2 separate regions of the Mus musculus genome follow, and region 2 is linked to region 1. Evidence: chromatin loops called from intact Hi-C (ENCODE). Cell type or tissue: gastrocnemius. All regions are shown on one strand. Each heading gives the region's core, and the rest is flanking DNA. Links, peaks and the distances in the headings are about the cores only.

Evidence for each region. Peaks named below come from ENCODE experiments on the same cell type or tissue, not always from the same donor. Only the 100,000 strongest peaks of a DNase experiment are listed, where the experiment ranks them.
Region 2: it touches region 1 in a loop (11-fold over the local background); 21 of 42 quality-filtered maps call a loop at or near these places.

The regions. Positions count from the first base shown.
Region 1 is chr10:9,673,123-9,683,619 of GRCm38, forward strand. Samd5 (sterile alpha motif domain containing 5) reads right to left here and starts at 2,086. Exons shown (of 2, transcript NM_177271.3): 1 at 1,383-2,086. The coding sequence starts at 1,841. In gastrocnemius, for the core only: a CTCF peak has its summit at 4,034 (motif pointing left); DNase peaks (open chromatin) are centred at 1,582, 2,142, 2,250, 2,742 and 2 more places; H3K4me3 peaks cover 3,636 bases; H3K27ac peaks cover 2,455 bases.
Region 2 is chr10:9,570,229-9,580,725 of GRCm38, forward strand. It overlaps a transcript of Samd5 not described here. Among named protein-coding and RNA genes, the nearest start is that of Samd5, 100 kb to the right of the region's middle. In gastrocnemius, for the core only: no CTCF peak of the experiment used is centred there; DNase peaks (open chromatin) are centred at 5,547, 6,595 and 6,876.

The DNA.
Region 1 (10,497 bases), core at 771-8,770:
GTGCTTGAGGCAAACCTTCTTTCTAATCTATCCTCCTTATAAAAGCAATTTGTATTCTCAGGCAGGTGATCATGGTTGACCACCCCGACCACCCACTACCTGCAAGACAGCAGGTGGATAATATTAAACCATTATTTCCTTTTACTGTATCTACTTTGTGCACCAGTAGCCCTTGAACTTGACCATTAGGCATTATGACCTTCAGTCCAGCCCCCTGGGGCTAATGCCACCCACACAGCATTTAGACCAGATATTTCCTCCCATGATGCTTAGATGTTAACACACCTAGCCTGCTGCATATTCTTCAACTAGGCTTCTCCAGGCCCCTTGTTTTCAGGCTGAGATGCTCATTTTCCTGAGTTCCAGGCAATGCCAGACATTACCTGTGCTGTCAGCATCTCTGCCAAATTGGCACTCTCTAGGAGGACAGCTTCAGAAACTAAGCCAAACCTATTCACTTCACTAAGCCAAACCAACCCACTTGAAGCTAGAGACAGCACTCTGGTGTAAAAATGCACTTTCTGGTACTTAATTGTTCAAACCTCATGCCACATGTCTGCGTGCCACACAGAGCGGCCATGAGAACGTGTAGCCTGCTCTCACGTGTGAGGATTGCTTTCTAGGTACTGAAATGTCACCTCTTCCTGGCCTTCCTTACACATGTGCCTTGGAGTTTTGAAAAGAATCTATCTTCCTTTCATCTGAATCACTAGTGATACCACAGACCCCAGATGACCCGTTTGCTCAGCATCCCATTACCCGGAATCCTTAAGCTTTAGGAGCCTCCTGTGAATAGGCACAAGTTTTGTGTTTAGCACGCCCCCCCCCCCCACCACCACCACACACACATAGGTTCCTGTTAATGGGACACTTCTCCATAGCATGGAATTGAGAACAGCAGGCCCTGAATTCCCCTACTCCTTTGGCAATAGTCACCCACTCCTCTTGGAAGTTTCTCAAAACTCAGAAGAAAAAAGTAAAGAAAAAGAGGAAGGTTGAAAATAAGGCAGATGTGACCCATCTTTTTTTTTTTTTTCACTCTTCCAAGCCAGACACTACTAGAGGCATTAGGATTTCCCAGAGGCATTAGGATTTCCCGGTGGCCACCAAAAGCAAGCACCCATTGCTCAGAACCTGACAATCGAGCCCATATGCTAGGGTGCTGTTAAGAGTTGTCTACATGCAAAATATGAGTGAGCAGCTATTATTAGAGACGCCAGCACAGAAGGAATAGATAGATAACGCAGAAAACGGGAGAACCAGACACCCCGAACACCCTGGTTTCTCAATTGTCACCTAGACTGACTGCTGAGCCGCTGCAGAAGCTCCAGGCCTGGTTCCCTCCCGCCATGCCCAAGGTCGCCCTGGCGGGGCCTCCTTACCTTGCGTGAGTATGGGGGTTTGCTCAGGTGGATGCCATCGCGGACCAGCTTATCCCGGATCATGATCTTCAGCTTCAGCTTAGGGTAGCTCACCAGCTCCCTGCTGCAGGGAGCGCCCGGCTGGCCACGGGGGTCCCCGCGAGTGCCCTGGGCTGAGCTGCCACATGGCTCCCCCCGGCGGCCTGGGGGCACCGCTTCTACCAGCGGTGCCGGTGGCACGGGCTGCGGTTCAAGGGTGAAGTAGAGGCCGGCAGCGGCCGCATCCTGTTCCCGCAGCCGGTGCACAGCCTCTAGGATGCGCCGGCGGTGCGCGGGAGCCAGCACCCCGATGGCGTCCAGGTCCGGGTCTCCGATCTGCTTGCACACTTCCAGGTCATCGTAGCCATTATCCACGAAGGACTCAGCGTACTGTGGGAGCTGTAACGCTTTCAGCCACTCGTAAACTATGTTGGTGCACATGGCTGAGACTCGGAACTCGCCAGCGAGTACCCAAGTGACACGGGCGGCACCAGTTCTTGCAACTTTTAATCCTCTCCTGGAAAGGGGTGGGGAGAAGAAACAGCAGGAAAAGTTTCTCCCTTAGTGGTTAGGCTCCGGCCGCAGAGTCAGAGCCATAGAAAGCAGCCGGGGAGGGAGCGAGAGAAAACGAGGAGCGTCTAGCGGCGAAGTGGATTCCCCGAGCAGGCGCGGCGCTCGCGGGCACTGGCGGCTGGGCGAGCGGCTGGGCTCCGCGCCGCCCCTGGATGCGCGGCCACCGCGGGGAGGGGCGCGCAGGCGGGGCCGGGCACACCCCTCGCACCCGCGCGGGTCACCGTCGCGCTGCGCCGCCCAGGAGGTTCCCCAGCTGGGGCAGTCTGGGGAGTGCTCGCTGCATGTCGCTATCTGGCCGGCTCCGTGGACGTCTGCAACCGGGTCCCACGCCGTGGAGGCGGCTCCGGCGGGCAGACCGGTGGATGATGGCGAGCGCCTGGTCTGTGCGCTTGTCAGTCACTGTCGTTCCCGGGGTCACGGTGACCCGGTGGCTATTAAGCTTCCGGACTCCGGTGGCTGCCCTGGATATCTTTCGACATTTCTTTTGAATCCGACTTCTCCAAACCCCTAGATTTTTTTTTCTTCGCTCAGTTCCCAAGCCAGTGGGTACTCTCGCCTGGGTGTCCAAGGGGAGGACCCGGTCACTGGTCCTGAGAGAAGCTGTTGAGTCCAGTGTCCCTTCTCCTTTCCCGATGCACGTAGAATGTCCTTTCAAAGGAGCGGGTTGCTAAGGCTCCACAGGCACGGTGTGTCTGGCTCTGTGGTGCTGCGCTCTGTGCCCCAAGCAGCTGCGTTTTGGCAGCAGGGTGGGAGCGACGTGGGGACTGTCCAGCCTGATGGGCGCGAGGCCCCTCCTCGCTATAACTAGTCACACCGGGTGGGTGTCGGGAGGGGCACGACTGCTCCCGATTGCCTCTCCCTCCAAGGCCATCTGACCTGCGAAAGTTTGGGGTGGGTTGTTACTTTCTCCTCCTCGGTCAGCGCATCCCTACCTGATCGGCATCCCTCCCCACCCCCACCTTCCTTCCAGCCACACAAGCACACCGCGTTGTGTCAGACCCCCTCAATCTCTCCCTGCCTTTTTGCTTTCTATTCACTTCGCGTTACAGCTCTTCTGCCCCAGGTGGCTCCCTGCCCAGGGACAAGAGAGGTTTTCTGCCTCCGAGACAGGGACCACAGCCGACTCCCCCTTCTCTGCCCCAGGGTCGCGTGTTAATTGATACACCACCACATACACCACCACGCAGCTGTGTTAAAGAGAACACTAGGGCATCTAGCACTTCTGCCTAGATGGGAGTAACAAAATTAACCGAGATTCCCTCCTGGTGCCCATGGCCCAGCTTTGAATGGAGGCGGGGGAGTGGGGAGGAGAAGGGCGACCCCCCGGAGTTCCTAGGCCTCTTTTCACTTCGTCTGATCTTTGGGGAAGCAGTTAGAACCTTAAGAAACCTTGCAGGCAGCAACAATTTCCTTTTCACAAAAGTAACACTCAGCTTCACTCTAGAGCCAGACCTGGCCAATACCCTTCCTGAAAGAGTCCTTCTGGGGCCCTACCTGTCTCTAGGCACAACACTAATGATGGCACTGCCCATCCGTGGCTTTAGAGTCGTTCCCCGTGGCTCCAGGACCGTTGGCTGTGGGTAAGGGACTCTCTGTGCCACGTTTCCACTAAATTAGTGAAGCTTAAACCCCTCTTGGGACAGACACTGAGAATCAAACTAACTCTCTCTCTCTCTCTCTCTCTCTCTCTCTCTCTCTCTCTCTCTCTCTCTCTCTCCTTTATGGTCTGTAAAATACCTGATATGGGTGAACCCAAAATGCGTCCCGTATTTCTACAATAGCTGGGGCCTATATGCTGAGTCCCAAGCTCCTGGATCCAAACGTCTCATACTGAAAAATAGCTACCAGGAAGAACCTTCTGTTTGGGAAGAAGAAAGACTACAACGCGGGTAGTCACGGAGCCGTGTCTGCCCGCAGTCCTAGATCACCCGCGTTTCCGTGTTCAGAGACTAGATTATGGTTCTGATCCTGGAGCAAGGCTCTGGGTTACCCCGGACCCTCCCTACCTAGCACGGATTGTAACTTGCCCTCCGTCCCTTGCCAAAGCAAGCTCACAGTGCCCTCTTGTGTCCAAGTGCTGGAATTTTAAGGCGTTGCCCAAGTCCCAAACTTGTTTTGTTCGGCTGAAGGAAGAAGAGGGCTTTATGGTTCCTATTTGCCTTCGTAATGTACAGATAATGCCCTCGCGTGTACCTTTATATCTCAATGCTTTGTCATGAAAACCGTTGGGTTTTGGTGAGGTGGGTATTGCAGTACTTTCAAAACAAGTCTGCTTCAATGGAACAGAAGTTCTCTGTAAATGCTTCTTCGGAAGTTGGTACTATATGCCAGGCATCTGCATTTATGTCTAAGTATATGTGGCTCTTAGAAGTATTATCCGCTATGTTACAAAAAAAGGAAGACCCATGTGTGAAACATTCCCTCCTCGTCTGGTCACTGTAGAGGAAAGGGTAGAGAACTATGAAGACAGAAACTCAGGGACAGGCTTCCAGCCACTGGATTTCCAGCTCCCTAGCCATTGCTAAAGGAACCAGCAGGAAACCTTGGGCTGGTTATAAAAGCAGAGTCTCTTACTTCTGCTGTTTGTGTGGTTAGAAAAGGAAACTTTCAAGCTCTTGAGTTTATTGCCCTGGCTTTTCTTTCTCAACTTGTTTGAAAACTCCAATAACACTACTTAATAGTCCTTTGCTTTCTCAAACACAGCCTCTTTCCCTCGGGAGCTTCAGGGCATTCATTTTGTCTCGTTACTCTTCAGCAAGCCAGTGAGTATTTTTATTTCCATTTTACAATTAAGGAAACTGTATTGGAGGAAGATGAATGGCTTGCCCAAGGTCATATGGTAAATCAGGATAGAGACAAGAACAAGCCTGTCTTGTTGAAGCCCCTCCTCTGCTATAGGCAACAGGGATTCTCCCTTATTTATGATCCGGGCACTGTCCAATTAGGAACTAAAGGATCCTGTGCTCTCGGGAGGGAACAGCTTTTTATGAATTAATCATTTGTTAATCAGTCATAAATAAAATCTCTCTTTTGACCTCTCCTTTTCCTCTCTTGCACACATTTCCCATGCTTGTCCAAGCCTTTGTGTGAAACTGCTGCTCCCAGTAGACTTCATTTATTTCTGAAGTCACAAATACAGAGCTTCTGTGGTCTGTACTCATCTCTGCTTCCTACGGAGGCTCCTGGCTATAGTCCAGAATGAAAGGGCAAAAATAACGATGGGGGAGGGGTAGAGAGTACATGGTTTGGTGGATCGAGTAACTTGCCGCACGGAGTTCAGATCCTGAGTCCAGACATCCCTAGTCTAACTAAAAGGATTTAGGCTGGATGCAAGGGGCTGTAATGCCTGTTCTGGGGGGGTGGGGGGGGGAGAGATCAGAGACAGGTAGAACCCAGGGATAGTTGAGAGCCAAGTGGCAAAGTCCAGGTTCAGTGAGAGACCCTTTCTCATAAAATAAGGTTGGTGGTGATCTGGAAAGTCTCTAGACACTGACTTAGGACCTCCACACGTGTACATACAGCCAATCACCATTTTCACACACACACACACACACACAGTGTGTAATTTTAAGATTTGGAAGCCTTCAGGAGCTACAAGGCCATTCTATAGCAAATACAGAATCCAAATTTACATAGAGAAGCTAGAGGTCCAGGGAACTGAAGTTTGCATGTGTGTCTTACCCACATATGTGACAGAGCCCAGATCTTTTCCTCTTGGGCTTTGTACTGCATTGTCTTCTTTTATGTGGCTATTGTCAAAATTGTATACATTCATCGATGTATACTGAGATACAGTACCAGACACCAAAGCAAAAACCAAGCATACAGTGTTTCTTCATTAACAGGAACTGGAGAGATCTCACCATACAGAAATTTAGCTGCTGGGCTTTAAAAGTTTGCTTGCTTTGCTTTGTTTTGTTTTATTTTGTTTTGTCTATGTGTTCTCCCACTCAAGCACTAACCAGGTCGGACCCAGTTTAGCTTCCAAAAGCAAACACACCCAGAGAGTGTGAAACTGGACCTTGACATTCAGAACTCCACACACACTTTTGTTCTTAAAGTGGCTATCACACTCCTAGTTCTCCTCCTAGTCTTAGCCTTAAAGCACCAAGATAATTCACACCATGAACCTTGACAAATACCTTTTCTTTTTGCAAGCTATTTTGGTGGAAAATGCTTTCTTAGAGTTTTTTTTTTTCATTAAAGAAAAAAATTACAAAAAGTAAACTGCTGATTATTAATTAATATATTATTAGCATAATATACATAATAACAATTAATAATTGTTATTTAATATATTTGGACTCTTTGGTTTGATTGATTCATTGGTTTAACATGGTTTTGTATTTATTTGAAGCAATAACTCTTCTTTAAATGAAAGTTACTGGTAAAATAGATTGGGGAGAAAGTTTCTATTTAAATACCACTTCAGAACTATTTTGCAATGATAATAACTATGGAACATGCAAAGTTAACACTGACAGTCTCAGTGTAATTAATGATAATTATATTCAGGTTTTAAAGTCTAAATACCAAAAAGCAGCTTTGCTGCTCAGTAACTAGATTCAAGGTTGCCAGATGAAAAAAAAAAAAATTTGTTTTGAAATCTTCCTGGTGTTACATAAGGTTCCATACTATTTTACTTAGAAGATAAATGTTCATACCTAATGTGTATAAAAATTAAATTCCATTAACATCTATTAAATGTCAGTCCCCTGGGTGTCTAGCCTTGTAAAAGTCAAGCGTATATAATATTAATCTTAAAATGCTAAATATGTCTTGCCTCTGCTTAAACCATCAGCAGAAAGCATCTAAAAGGGCCTCATGCCACAGGGAGGAAGGGGGATAATGGGCTTGAGTGATGTAACAGGCAATCTGTTCTTCAGTGGCGGCAGTGAGGGGTGGCGTTGGCACCTTAATTGGGGGGCAGGCTGGGTGGGGGTTTCTGTTAACAGGCCTGGGCTGTAGATGTTATATTAATGTGTGACAACATATTTGAAGAAGGGAGCGACAAGGAGCAGTGGGGAGTACCAGCAGGATGCCATTAGATTATGGCTTGCTATTATAACAGGCCTTTCTTTCTTAAAGCAAGGGAACAAAGGGGGTAAAGAATGTTCTGGAATCTTTGGCTTAGAGGTCACCAAGAGGAGAACAAGAGACTATATTTGTCGTAGAGAATAAAAACCCACGAAAGGACTTTCCTTGTCCTATTATCTATCTCCAAATAGTCTACATTTGAAATACACCCCAAAGATGACCCAGAATTTCTTGAGGTAAAAATAATGGTGCAGGGTTCTGCTGGATAGCATGGCAATGCTTGAGAACACCTTTTCTTTTCTTCTTTTTTCTTTTTCAGACTAAGCAAAGTTAACTTAGCACTTAAAAATTAAGTTATGTAACTTCCATCAAGTAAAAGGATATTGATAAAAGCTCTTTGAGGCAAGAGCTTATGTAATCACAACAACAAAATCATTTGACTTCAGCACAAAACAGTTGCTCCCAGGTGAGGGTTTATCTCCAAGCAAGAGTTAGGAAACCTGACTTCTGACCCCAGGGGCATCTGTTTCCCTGAAACATACTCAGTTCCTGGAAACTGGAAGGCACCAAGCTTCTCTTTCTGAAGGCAATGGGACCTTGTGTATTTGCTAGGATATTTTGATTCCTTCTTATGTGGAGTGGAGAACATGGGTGCTGGTCTCACTAATACCATGCTTTTCTTCTCTGGCTATGCACTTGACTCCTTAGTCCTTCCTCTTGAACCACTTTGGGTTTGAAGAATAGGGCCAATAGACAAACATCTTTATGATAAAAATTAGAAACTACTTACAACTGCTGGGCCAGCCTACAGGATGAACGACTCTTAACTGAGGGCCCTGGAGCAAGATCAGATCTTGAGAACCAGATGGTACCCCTCAAGCAACGACAATGATAACAAGCTCTGCAGGACCAAGAAGACTGCCATCAACAGACTCTACTTACCTCTTACCTCCTTGCCTCAGCCGTTCTCTGCTGAAACCTAAAGCCCCTGTCAGTCACAGAGGGACTGCTGATAGAGACCTCTTTATCTGCTCTACCCACACTGGCCATGTGGGTTAAATAACTTCTCTCTGCATCTCACTATTTCCTATCTCTTTAACTAGTGTGTCGAGAATGGGCGGCTGATCTACGCTGTTGGTATTAGCAGAACTGTTAAGGCCCTAGCTTGTCCTGGCACCCCTAGCAAGCTTGCCTCAGCCACTTGTCCCTGATAGACCAATTTGACTGATAGGGATGTTGATTGAGGCTGGTGGTTCTGACCTCTATATAGAAGCCATGACAAGTGCACACCGACCCCCACAGATGATAGATAGATAGATAGATAGATAGATAGATAGATAGATAGATAGATGTAAAATACAATAAAATAGGGAAACATACACTCAAACAAAAGCAAAGGAAGGTGAGCATGGCCTGCTGCCACAAGACTACAACCCCACCTACTCTGGGTGCCAAGGCAGGTAGATCAAAAGTCCAAGGATAGCCTGAACTACAGAGTCCAAGGCCAACCTGACCTTGTGGTTCTCAACCTGCATATCAGATATTTACATTACATCACGATTCATAACAGTAGCAGAAGCTACTGTTATAAAATAGCAACAAAAATGATTTTATGGTTGGGGTCACCATAACATGAGGACCTGAGGGTTACAGCATTAGGAAACACTGGTCTACTAGGTTCTCAGGCTCTTACATGTAAAAACACTCACTGGTGGCCTACCAGACAGTCACAGGCTACTCTAATAGATCCCGCTTTAACACAAGTGCATCACAAACTCTACCGGTTTCTTTGCCTGGCTGGCAGTCCTGAGCTGCGTCACTGAGCAGGCTGAGCAAATCATGTCGAGCAAACTGCTCAGTATAATTCCTGCTTCCGTTCCTGCTTCCAGGTTCCTGTCCTGAGTTCCTTGCTGCCCTTCATGAGGAACTGTAACCTGTAAACAGAAATAAACTCTTTTCTCCCCAAATTTCTTTTGGCTATGGTGTTTTTGTGACAGCAATTTTCAAGTAATAAAAGAAATTTAAAAAAAAATGAGCACAGAGGCTAAATTTGAAAGGGGGACTTTCTTAAATTTTATTGCACTAATTTAATTCTATTCCTGGAAATAATAGAAAATGACTCTAAGGCAATTTCTTTCGTTCGTTCTTTCCAGAAAAATCCAAGTGATTGTGCTTTTGGTTGGTAAAAGGAAGGTGTGAGAATCACCATGGGGGATTTATAAAATATAAGAACTTATAAAGGGGACCTTTTCCTGAAGAGGAAGAAATTTAAGATCTTGTTCTCCAGAAGCCATGTTCTCCAGAAGCGCCACTGGATTAATGGAGACAGGGATTATTATTATTGTTTTTGACAAAAAAAAAAAAAACCTTAGAGTGTACATTAAAATGGAAATCCAACCAGGAAGACACTCGGTGATAAATAAGAGCTCAGTGATAGATTGTGCAACCCTGAATGCATTTATGTTCATACATCTTGCAGCTCCTCGTGGAATTGTGAAGTGGGGGAGGCAGACTCTTTGAAACAAATGATGTGAATGTGTGTGTGTGGTGGAAATTCTATGCCTCTCTTTAATATATGTGCAGCTTCTAAATAGAAAACACACAACACTCCTCTATTCAGAGAAACTCATGTTGAGCGAAAGGAATTAGCTAATAAAAGCAAGCCCAGGGTGGGAAGTCGGGGCACTGATGAGGTGGCTCAGTGGTCAACAGACACCACTGGCTGTTTTTTCAGGAACCACGGCTTGGTTTTCTGTACCCACCTGTGAATTACAACCATCTGTTGCCTCCCAGTCCAGGGGTTTTGACTCCCCTGTCCTCTGTGGGGATCCCCACTCATGTGCACCCTGCACACACACAATTTTTAAAATTTCTTTACCAGTACAGAGTGATCTATAAACAAAATATTTTAATATAATTTGATTCAGATAGATTCTACTTTTCTTAAAACTATTGTATTCTAATTTTTTTTCCCTTCTTGGGGCATTTTGATACAATGAAGTAAAATGGGAGGCTCGGGATGTTTTCAATAATTAAAAGAAAAGTGTTATATATTTGCAGCAACAGCATACGTTGACAGGCTACATTGAAGAAAGATGTCAGACCCACCCTGCAATCTCTGGTTGGTTTCATTCTGACCTTGTGGTACTGGGCACTGGTCCTCCTGCTATGCACCTCCGTGGCTATGATGATCAGCCACTGATTCCCCTACCCCAGCAATCATGGGCCTCAGCTACCCTGAGCCTCTTCCTTTGGCCCTCTTTGGTAGAACCCCATCCTGAATTTTCAAACTTCTCTTATTATGCTTCTTTCCCTTGTAACTCAGAGACTCGAAGAAGGAATCAAATGCTACTCTGTCCCTAGAACATCTCTTTTGTTTTGAATCCAAAGTTCTAGATTTCCTACGGAGCAGATAAATATGAACATCTCACGACCAATTAAGTCCACAAACCAGAATTGTAATTAGCTTCTTCTGTTTTCTATATAT
Region 2 (10,497 bases), core at 1,182-9,181, 100 kb before region 1:
GGGGGATGACAAGAAAGGAAAATATAAAATAAATATAATAAAAATATATCATTTATATGTATGAAATGAAACCTGTCACTATGTATAATTAATATATGCTGATAAACTTTTAAAAAAGCTTCTACATAAACATTTCCTAAGTCCCTCTAAGGCCATTGCCTTCCTTCCCACCATTAGTAAGGAGTATAAATATTCTCAGAACTTTACTGCTTTATTAAACAGCCTAGGAAGGACTGGAGAGGGAGAAAGGGCAGAGGGGGGTCTAGCAAACCTGGGACAGCTTCAAAAGCCGAAAAAAAAAAAAACCTTACAAGGTGTGTGCCATTATCACTCCAACTTTAGAAACCTATGAACTGAAAGGTTACATAAACGGCATAGCTTATCTAAAATACATAAGAGACCATTTAATAACAAAGCTAAGCCTATGTGCATAGATGCAAGCAGTAGAAGCAGTCACAAAGAAATAGCGCAAGAAATGTCCAGTGAGTTCTGAGTGACCTGAAGATATCCCCTAGCTAAAAGAAGTTGGAAGGACCTCACAGTCCAGGGCTAAGGAGAGTCCATCGGTAAGAAGATAGCTGAGTACAAGTAACAGACAGAAGAGTTACAATGACTTAAGTAAAGCTGGATTTAATTTTCTTACACACAGACATCTTGAGGTTGCTGCTTAGTAGCATTGATTTGATGATGTCAAGAATGGATGAAAAGACAATCTGGCTGTTCACCTCATGCAATACTATAGCTGCAGTGACTCTAGCGTTCATACCACAACCATGTGAAACGACAGCTGCCAAAAGAATAACAGGAGTGCTAAAGCTTTCTCCAAACCATTCCCTTCTCCTCCTTAGACTTCTAGTTGGGTCAGAACTCAGTCACAGGCAAGCAGTACCAACAAAGCAAGCAAAAGAATAAGTAGCAGGATGGTCAGAACTTGATCTGACCCACAATCTGCCTGGAACTGAGTCCCTGATAGCTGGAACTGAGGCAGGATGCTGGGATCCAGTCAGCAACTGGATGTGGGGTTGCCATGGCTTCCACGGGGTCTTAGGTCAGCAAATTTCTGGAGGCAAGCAGGCAGGATAGATTTTAAGTTCTGAAGGCCATGTGGTCACTGCCACATATACATCTATTTGTGGTAGGGAAGGGGAAAGGGAGAGAGAGGCAGAGAGAGAGAGGCAGAGAGAGAGAGGCAGAGAGAGAGAGGCAGAGAGAGAGAGGCAGAGAGAGAGAGGCAGAGAGAGAGGCAGAGAGAGAGAGGGAGGGAGAAAGAGAGAGGCAGAGAGAGAGAGAGAGAGAGAGAGAGAGAGAGAGAGAGAGAGAGAGATTAGTCTCTGAAAATACTTGGTTTGTGAGTTATCTTTAAATAGGACATGAATGGGCTTTCTTCTACAGTTTGTCAGCCTATAAGATACAGGATACAGCTATAGGCCCTAACCCTATGCTGAAGGTATTTGTGAAACATATCGTTTCTCTACAACTATACTTTTATTTTCTCAAAAGGAGACAGATTACAAACCAGGAGAATGAGGTTCTTCCCCCAGCTCCCCACCACTAAGAGAATTAGTAACTATTGGAAGTAGCAACTGGGACGCCTCTAGTCCCCTCCTATGCCAATGCTCAGCGACTCAGCCCCTGCAAAAGGGAACAAATCATAGAGATGGATAGATGGAGTCCCTGGCCATGCAAGCAGAAAGATCCAAGTTCAAATCCCAAGAAAGCATGTAGAATCCAGATACACAGCTCAAGCATCTGAAGTCCCACTGTTCCTGTAGAGAGATTGGAGCTGAGACAGGGGAGTCTCCAGGAGTTCTGGTGGCCATGAACAACAAAGAGATCTGATCTCAGAATAGCATAGTGTGAAAGAGCGAGACCAACACCCACAGTGTTCACTCCCTACACTGGTGCACCATGGTAAGCATGTATCCCCACACCCACTCCACGTGCCCATGGCCAGTTACAGAAGGATGTGCCATTCATAAATTCCATCTCTTCCTGCATTCTCTTCATAGCCTAGGCCTCTTTGCTCTGAAGTAAACGCAGTGGCCTCTATTACTATACAATACGCAGAACTGATGCTTACGTTTTGGAGCCTCTGTGTGGGGTGAAGATGCTTCCACACCTTGGGTGCAGGATCTGGTAAAGTGGGTAGGCCCACTGAACCACACTTCTGGATGCCCTGATACTGCTGGGTCTTGCTTTTAAGTTAGTTGTAGCCTAGATTGGAGGATTTAGATTTTCCAGAGTTGTGGAAATTTAAAATGCAAAACAAATTTGGCTAAGGAGTAAATAAGAACAAGAACAACAATAAACCAAGTGAGTAAGCAAGGCTTTTGTTAAAATTCAGCCCAGTTAAAAACACCCTAATGAGCAGCTTCCAGGTCCCAATCCTTCACTTTCCTAATGCATTCCATTTTGGTTGAATTTACTCCCTCTGAGACCTGCAGCTTCCAGATCCTCCAGGCACATTGTCATCAAAGTGACAAAGCTCAGACCTTATTTCCCACTTCATACTTTGTTTCCCTCAGAAGACTTGTTGCAAGCAAGAACAGTTTCATGATTTCCTCCAGTGAAAGTGGCCTAACAGGAAGATCAGTCATGGAAATAACAAAGATGGTATCAGGTCTCTCAATCTCTACCGCCTGGAGCAGGCTCTGCAGGGGACAGGCAGGACCCCGTAATATTTACTACAGTTCAAAGCACGCCATATGTCCCCAAATCTGGAAATGCATTGTTTATATTAAAGTCCTTTGACATTTGAATAATGAGTTTAGCATTGAAGGTGTTTGTCATATGTGGCTAGTTATTCAGCAAGACCCTGCTATGTCCAAAGGAAAAAGCTGCCACAGTAATCAAGGTAAACGATGTGTTCTAGCGTGACTGTGGAACACATCAGGACTCCTCCTGCTTGTTGTCCTCCCCTTTCCCAGATCCACATTTATAAACTATCACCTCATAAACCGGGCTGCTCATTAAGCTGGTCAGAATGACTATTTAAGAATGCGGGCTCTGATCTAAGTAGCCTCAGGTGAGGGTGGTCTTTCCTGAACCAGAGGTGTGGTTGGACAGTGGCTCTGAGTCCTGAGCAGTAGAGAAGGAGCTGCCTCCTGGCAGTGTAGCATCCTCTGACCCAGTGCAGCCCTTCCTGAGACTCACCGCCTTTCTACCCTTGTCCTGGGGCTTGCATTGAGCTCTCTTTGAATCTGAAGTTAACTCAAATTGTTCTCGGTGGCGTTCATAGCGTAGTGTGGTAGTGAGAGTCCTGCCCATCCTGGGAGATGTTACTACCAGGAGAGCAAGAAGGAAAAGATAAAAGAGTGTGTTGCAAGTATTCCCATCAGAAAGGAGGTTACATTAGTGTCAAGAGATAGATGCATTAAGCAGCTTTAATTAATAATTCTATGTGGTCTTTCTAAGTGATAACAAGAGCACCTCATTGCCTTGCATGTGTGTGGTGGGTTCAGAGTTTAGCATGCATGTCGAGGCCAGAAGACTTTGAGGTGTTACTCTAAGAGTCACCCACCTTGGTTTTTGAGGCAGTCTCTCACTGGTCTGGGACTCACCAAGCAGACTAGGCTAGCTGACCAGCAAGCTGAGAAGATCTACTTGTCTCTGCCTTCTAAGCACTGGGGTTTCAAGAGTGCACTACCCCATCTGGCTTTTACAAAACATGGCTTCTGGGAAGCAAACTCAGGCCCTTGTGTATCTCTTGTAGTCTATTGTACTTGTCGAAAGGACTAGTTCTTTCCTGTTCTCAGACTATTACTGATGGGCTCAAGCCAATCCTAAGTCATTCAATGGAGCCAGAAAATAGCTTTGACTTGGCCAGACAGAATGATGTCACTTGACCCTTATAAACATTCTCTCACCCTCCAGGCTCAAACTCCAGTGCCACTGTCCCCAACTTCACTCCTTCTATCTCCGGCCTCCATTCTGATTGGCACATTGCTTCCTTCCTCTTAAATCAAGTCCCTCCTGCATCCTCCCAACCTTGGGCTCCCATTGTTGTCATCTTACAGAATGTCTGTTTCTTGTGAAACTTCTAAACCATCGCCTCAGGTCTTCTCATTGCCACCCCCTCTTTCCTTGTAGCCTGAGAAGTATGTGGGCATGTCTATAAAGCTCTACTGAGGTGACGTCATTCTGTTTTGCTTCTGGCACTTGCACTAACTCACTCACTTAGCCTGACATCAGAGACCCTGTGTGATGACAAACCAACACACATTTCCCAGTGCCGACTGGGACTGGCAGGTAGGCTCATTTGCTACTGTTCTGCATGTATGTGGGGGAGGGAAGAGAAGAGTTGGGGAGGAGGGAGGGAGAGATATGAATCTTTATTCTATCTTGTTCTTTCTCCTTTTTATCTTCGACTTCTTTTGGGTTTTGTTGTTGTGTTGTTTTGTTTTTAGGACAGAATCTTACTCTGCAACCAAGGTTGATCTTGAACTGGTAGCAATTCTCCTGCCTCTGACTCCTAAGTGCTGGGACTATAATCATAAAACTGCCACACCTCATTTCTTGTGTGTCCCCTCTATCTTCACACATACACAATCACAATGGCCACATCTCACCCACTTAGAAGAAAGTTTTCTTACTGTCTTACAGCAGGCCTATCCAGAGTTCCCTCTGATGTCATATTCTTAGTACAACAACCCTGATAAAGTTCAAGGTCAGCCAAGACCCTGCAACAAGCTGCCTGCCAAAGGCATAGCCATGAACTTCTCCAAGATCCAACACACTGGTGACAAATCTGTGCTCAGAAGTCTGCTTCATGCAGTCTCCCAACGTCCGGTGTATGGCCCTCTCTCAATAATTTATCTCATGCATTTACTAATGTGGCCTCGAAGCATAACTAGCTATATCTGGCTCTTATCCATCCCTCTATATAATCTTTGAAGGCAACCCTGTCCAGGCTTTGTACACGAAGTAAATAGGTCTTATAGAAACAAGAATGCAAACCATCTGTGGAGAAGCAGTTTGGACAACAGAGTTCAGGAGAGAGGTCATGGCCAGTGCCCTGAGGGGTTCTTCAGGCATAAGATGGACACTAGACTGAGCAGATGAGACATGGTCCGTGGACGGGGGGTGAGGTGGAAGTGAAGGAGAGCAGGGTTTGCAAGGCATTGCCCCATCAGCACAGGCTGAGGAAAAGTGACGGTGATATAGGCAGAGTTAGTTCACGGAAGGGGAGGGATCTGCAGGGCTTCCCTAAGCAGAGGCTGAGCACCGTGGTACTGAGAAAGAACAGTGTGGTTGCTCTTTCCAGCAAGAGCTCTCCATGGGTCCCAAGGCCAAACACCAATGTTCAATACATTTTGACTCAATACATTAAACTTCCTGTAGAAAATGTAACAATTCAAACGGTAATAACGTGTCTCCTGACCATAAAATTAGAAAATTATGCCAGTGAACTAGAAACCCAGAACCTTATTGTTTACCAGGATTCCACGGAGGGTGTATAAGACCCAGCCTTAGGGAGAGGGGGCTATAGAACAGAGAGGACTTGAAATGAGGCCACCGGGGTAATCACCACTAGGTGGCGCACTCCATTGTTTGCTAAGCCTCTGACTCACTGTGCCAACCACTCCAGACACCAGGAAAGGAAGATACAGCCAATAGGTCCATGGAGGCTGAGTGGGGCAAAGAGAGTACCCCAATCTCTCTGCTGCTGGCTCCCAGAATGTTCTGCTTTGCAAACCACTCTGAAGACAACTGCTCTTAGAAACTACTGAGGGCAGAAAGTGGATCATTTCACCGCTGGTAACACTAAAGACAGAAAGTGGGAGACTTTTGTAAGCAGTGCCTGGGAGTGTCTTACAGATGGCCTATTCACCCAGGATCTGAACACAGAACTCAGAATTCATCGTTACTCCGGGTCAATGAGTGTTTCATTTCTGTCAGGGTATGAAAACCAAACGACTCCATTTTTTCCTTTGTACCTTGGCTACTAGGAAATTAGATCTACTCGTGCAATGTTCTTTAAGTACTTAATTCATTCTACCTACATAGTATCTTTCTAATTGTCACATTATAGAGTTAGTCTTTTATGTTTTTAAAAAAGATAAAATGAGGAAGGCCTCATCTTTGAATCATTTGAAACTAAAAACCTTAAATTTAACCTTATTTTTATTTTTAACAGTGTCATACGTGTATATAATGAATTTTAATAATTTTTTTTTGCTCCCTAACACCCTCTCTAACCCCACCTCATTCTCCTTCAGAAACCCTTCTTCCAGATACATATCAGCACACTCATACCCGTCACCTCCGCAGAGATACTTTCTCCTTGAAAGATAAGAAGTGATGTTAAAACATGAATAATCCAATCGACTGAACCAAAGACCCACGTTTCTTTGAAGAGATAGCGGCACAGGTGCAAGCATGTTGCTCCAATGGCTTAGCAGCAAGTGGGATGCCCATGAGAACCAGCGTGGACAGTTTCTTTATTTACTGTGCTCCGGGGTGACACTGGCCCTGGGGGGGGGGGGTGACGTCACACGGGGTAGATCAGAAATGGGTTCTCAGCTCAGCAGCTGCTCAGGCTGATAAGATAGGCATCAGAGCCGGGTGTTGATGGTCCTGTCCACTTTGGCTCCCTTCCATCGTGGCAGGGAAGACATGGATGGTGGCTTTTTGCCATCTACAGCCAGGAACCATGGAGATGACGATGGTCTCAGTTCACTTTCCCCCTCATTCCATCTTACTCCATCACAGCCTAACGTGAGAGATGGTGCCATTTCCAGGTGAGCCTCTTATTAAAGCTCTCTTTGAACATCCTCATGGACACTCCAGGAGGTTGATGTAGGTGATTCTAAATCCCTCATGTCAACAATCTCAATCAACCACCACACAACTCTTCACAACATGGCTACCCAGGGGGCGCTGTCTTCCTGAGCCTCTGCACTCCACAGACTCTGGCAGTCCTGCTCTTCATGACTGGTTCTCTTTTAACGTCCTATACCTGCAGCACAGCTCCAACCAGCAACCTGGGAAAGCCCTGGGCCCCAAGAGTTCCACTTGCCTCCTGCTAGTCCCCAGGAACCTCACCTGGATACTCCCACTCCTCCTTAAGGGTTACCCATGTCCCTTCATGGGACATCCCCGGCACTGAGCCAGGTCTTCATCTTTGGGTTTAAACAAAGGCCTGTTGACAACTCCTGTTGGTTCCCTCTGTCTACCATCCTCTGATGTCTGAGCAGCTGGCTGTGTCAGAGATCTGTGTGCCTAGAATATTCCCAGCACTCAATAAATGTACAGGAAGTTGTTGTTGGCACTATTGTTTCACCTTCAGCCTTAGTTAGATCAGTAACTCACCTATAAAATAGAGGTTCTGGGGCTACTGGGAGGATTCAGTGAATATAGACATAATGAACAGAATGTTCTCCCATATTCTAAGCACTTGATACAATTTTAGCTTTTTGATAGGCTAAATGAGTATTGGAGTAATGATAGAGTCAGCATTAAAATTTAAATTCTTCACTTACCTAGTGAGGTTTCTTTTTCTTTTAAATAATTTCGCATTCAATCCACATCAACAAGCCAGTGTGGTACGTTATAGCAAATACAGATTGTTATTGCACAAGGCACCCACCAGTCACAGACAGACCTATGACATCACTAGACATATGTCCTGTATGGAGGGGTAAGAACCAAATTTCTTTCCCACTGGCCCTAGGCTCACTCCTAGAACTCAGGACAGCACAGGGAGTTTAGTAAGTGATGTGGAAAAAGCAACCTCGTACCCGGATGTAACCCAGGATCTGTTTCTGGCATCTGCTAGCGCAATTTTAATTAGCTTCCAGAACAGATACCACCATGGGGCTGATGCTGCACTTGCCATTTAAAGCACGGTGGGGTGACTTTGTTTCATAAAGCCATGCTGGCTGCTTAGATTGGAGAGTACACCACGTTTGTGAAGATGAAAATGATATCATTATGCTCTAAGGAGAGTCTATAAGTTTTACAAGCCAATTCCAATGGTCAACGAATCAGAAAAGCTGTTTCCCTCCCCACCACCCCCGCTGCCCCCAAGGCTGACTCTTGCAATTCTTTGGGGCCTGTTCATGACGACCAATGCCAAAAATAGAACCAGAGAGGAGGTCCTGCTTCCTCAGAAGCTTCTGAGTGCTTCCCATCAGCGTGTCAAGACGGACAACACTGTGGGAAAATAACTCTTCCCAGTATCCGATAACTCTGTGGACATCCTAATTGCAGGATGGCATCCTTTCAGACAAAAAGTGGGATTCCCCAGCTGAATGGCTGTCTACACTGTACCACCTCACATAACTGAGATACACCAAAGCTAAGAGGAGGGAACTCGCTGGGGGCATGGCTCGAAGCTCCAGTGTTGGCCTAGCGTAGTTGAAACTCTGGATTCCATCCCTAGATCCACAAAAACAGAGAAGGAAAAAAAGAAAAAAGACCCCCCAGGCTGGAAGACATAGATTCCTCTGGTGATTTTTAACTAGCTTTATCTAATAGGGATTTATTTAACAGTAAAAAAGAGACCCCGGAACTCTTGACTCTAGCTGCATATGTATCAAAAGATGGCCTAGTCGGCCATCACTGGAAAGAGAGGCCCATTGGACACGCAAACTTTATATGCCCCAGTACAGGGGAACGCCAGGGCCAAAAAATGGGAATGGGTAAGTAGGGAAGCGGGGTGGGGGGGAGGGCGGGTATGGGGGACTTTTGGGATAGCATTCTAAATGTAATTGAGGAAAATACATAATAATAAAAAATTTTTAAAAAAAGAGACAACAAATGTTACCCACTGCTCTGCCTACCACTGTATATTCTGTTACAATATGGCAGCATATGAACAGAATTGATCAGTTCAGAGAGCAACAAACAGTGTGTGTGTGTGTGCGTGTGTGTGTGCGTGTGCATGTGTGTGTGTGTTGGTATTGCTTTTGCAGCAGAGAGCCCTAGAAAGAAGGAAGGGAGGAGAGCCATGACTGAGCACCTGTCACGTGCTAGACCCATACTCCTAGCTTTGATCACTCTGTCCTTGTGGCCTTCACACTGCCACACTCACTAGTAGTCCCACTGAGAAGACTAAGCTCAGAAAGTTTAAGGCCAATGTGCAGCATCACACAGCCTGTAGGGTTGCAAGGCTTAAACTCAACGAGTCCCTCAAGGGCCAGGCTTGTAGCATTTTTCTTAACATCAAGCAAAGATTAAAAGTGTACCCTCCCATCTGCAATAGTGACAAAACTGAGTGCTCCACTGCGATGCCTCTTCACAGCTAATTGTTATCTATTCAAGAAACATCCAACAGCAGATTCGTTCAGTCTACACCAAGCGTGTGCATCACAGCCAATGTTTTCGTGTCATTCTACTGACACACATTTCTGGCACATTTGGGAGGACTAAACATTTATCAATATTTGGGTTTCACCAGCATAATATGCATGCAACGGCTTCCCTCATTTTTGGAAGGCTTTAATAAACAAGTTCATAGTCATGGATAGAATGCTGAATAACTACCTCACATCTGACTGTGTTTTTTCCTCAACTTTATTTTCATGTTAGGAAAAATGAACACTTTCCCCCAAGTCCTAGAAAAACAGGCAACCAAAGGCACGGGATAAACCTCATCATTGATCTATTTTTAAGTTAATAAATATTTAAAAGCACACATTTGTTGAATCTAATCTTAAAAATCAGGGCTCTAATGTATTCCCATAGTGTGGGTGAAACCTAATTTTAAATCTCAACCAGCATTTAAAATCCAGAAATATAAATTGTAAAATCAGAAGCAGAGCCTGCTCTGCCTTATTTAACTGCATTTTAGCATACTAATTTACAAGTATATTTTCAACCTGCTTAGCTTTTTAAAAATAATATATATAAATATTAAAGTATAAAATCATAAGTACACAGTTTGATAAATTACTATACATGCTATATGCACTTACTCATGCATTCAATTCTCAAGTGGACACATAGAAAAGATGTAGTATTCCATAAGGTCCTCTTTGGCCCCTCCCTAGGCAATACTCCCCCATCCGGACTTTTAACATCATTGAGCAGTCTCACTCATACTCTGTCTTCACGGTCATGGGACCATAAGAATGCTTGCTGTTCCTTTGGCTGCTCAGTAGAGTTTCTGAGGTTCTTCTGGGTTGCTTCATGTGCTAATGGTCACTGACTTAATTTTTTTCTTTCTTAGACTTCTAAAAGCTGTCTTCCCTGTCCCAAAGCCATCTTCCTTGTCTCACAAATCCAGTCAAGCGTCCCCACCACCATCCCATGCTTCAAGCATTTCTGAGTCTCCCCATTGCAAAGTGTTTAACTCAATTTGCACTCTGCCTCTTGCATGTGTTGTGAGTTGTAGGGAGGGACCTGCAAGTGTTGATACCTCCATCATGCACAGCCCTTGGATGCCAGGACAGAGGAAACAGAGAACACAGACAGCTAGTTATATGATGGATGAGTGCCAACCAGGAAGGAGCCATGGAAGATGGAGCTAGGAAAAAAAGTGATGGAGACAAAGAC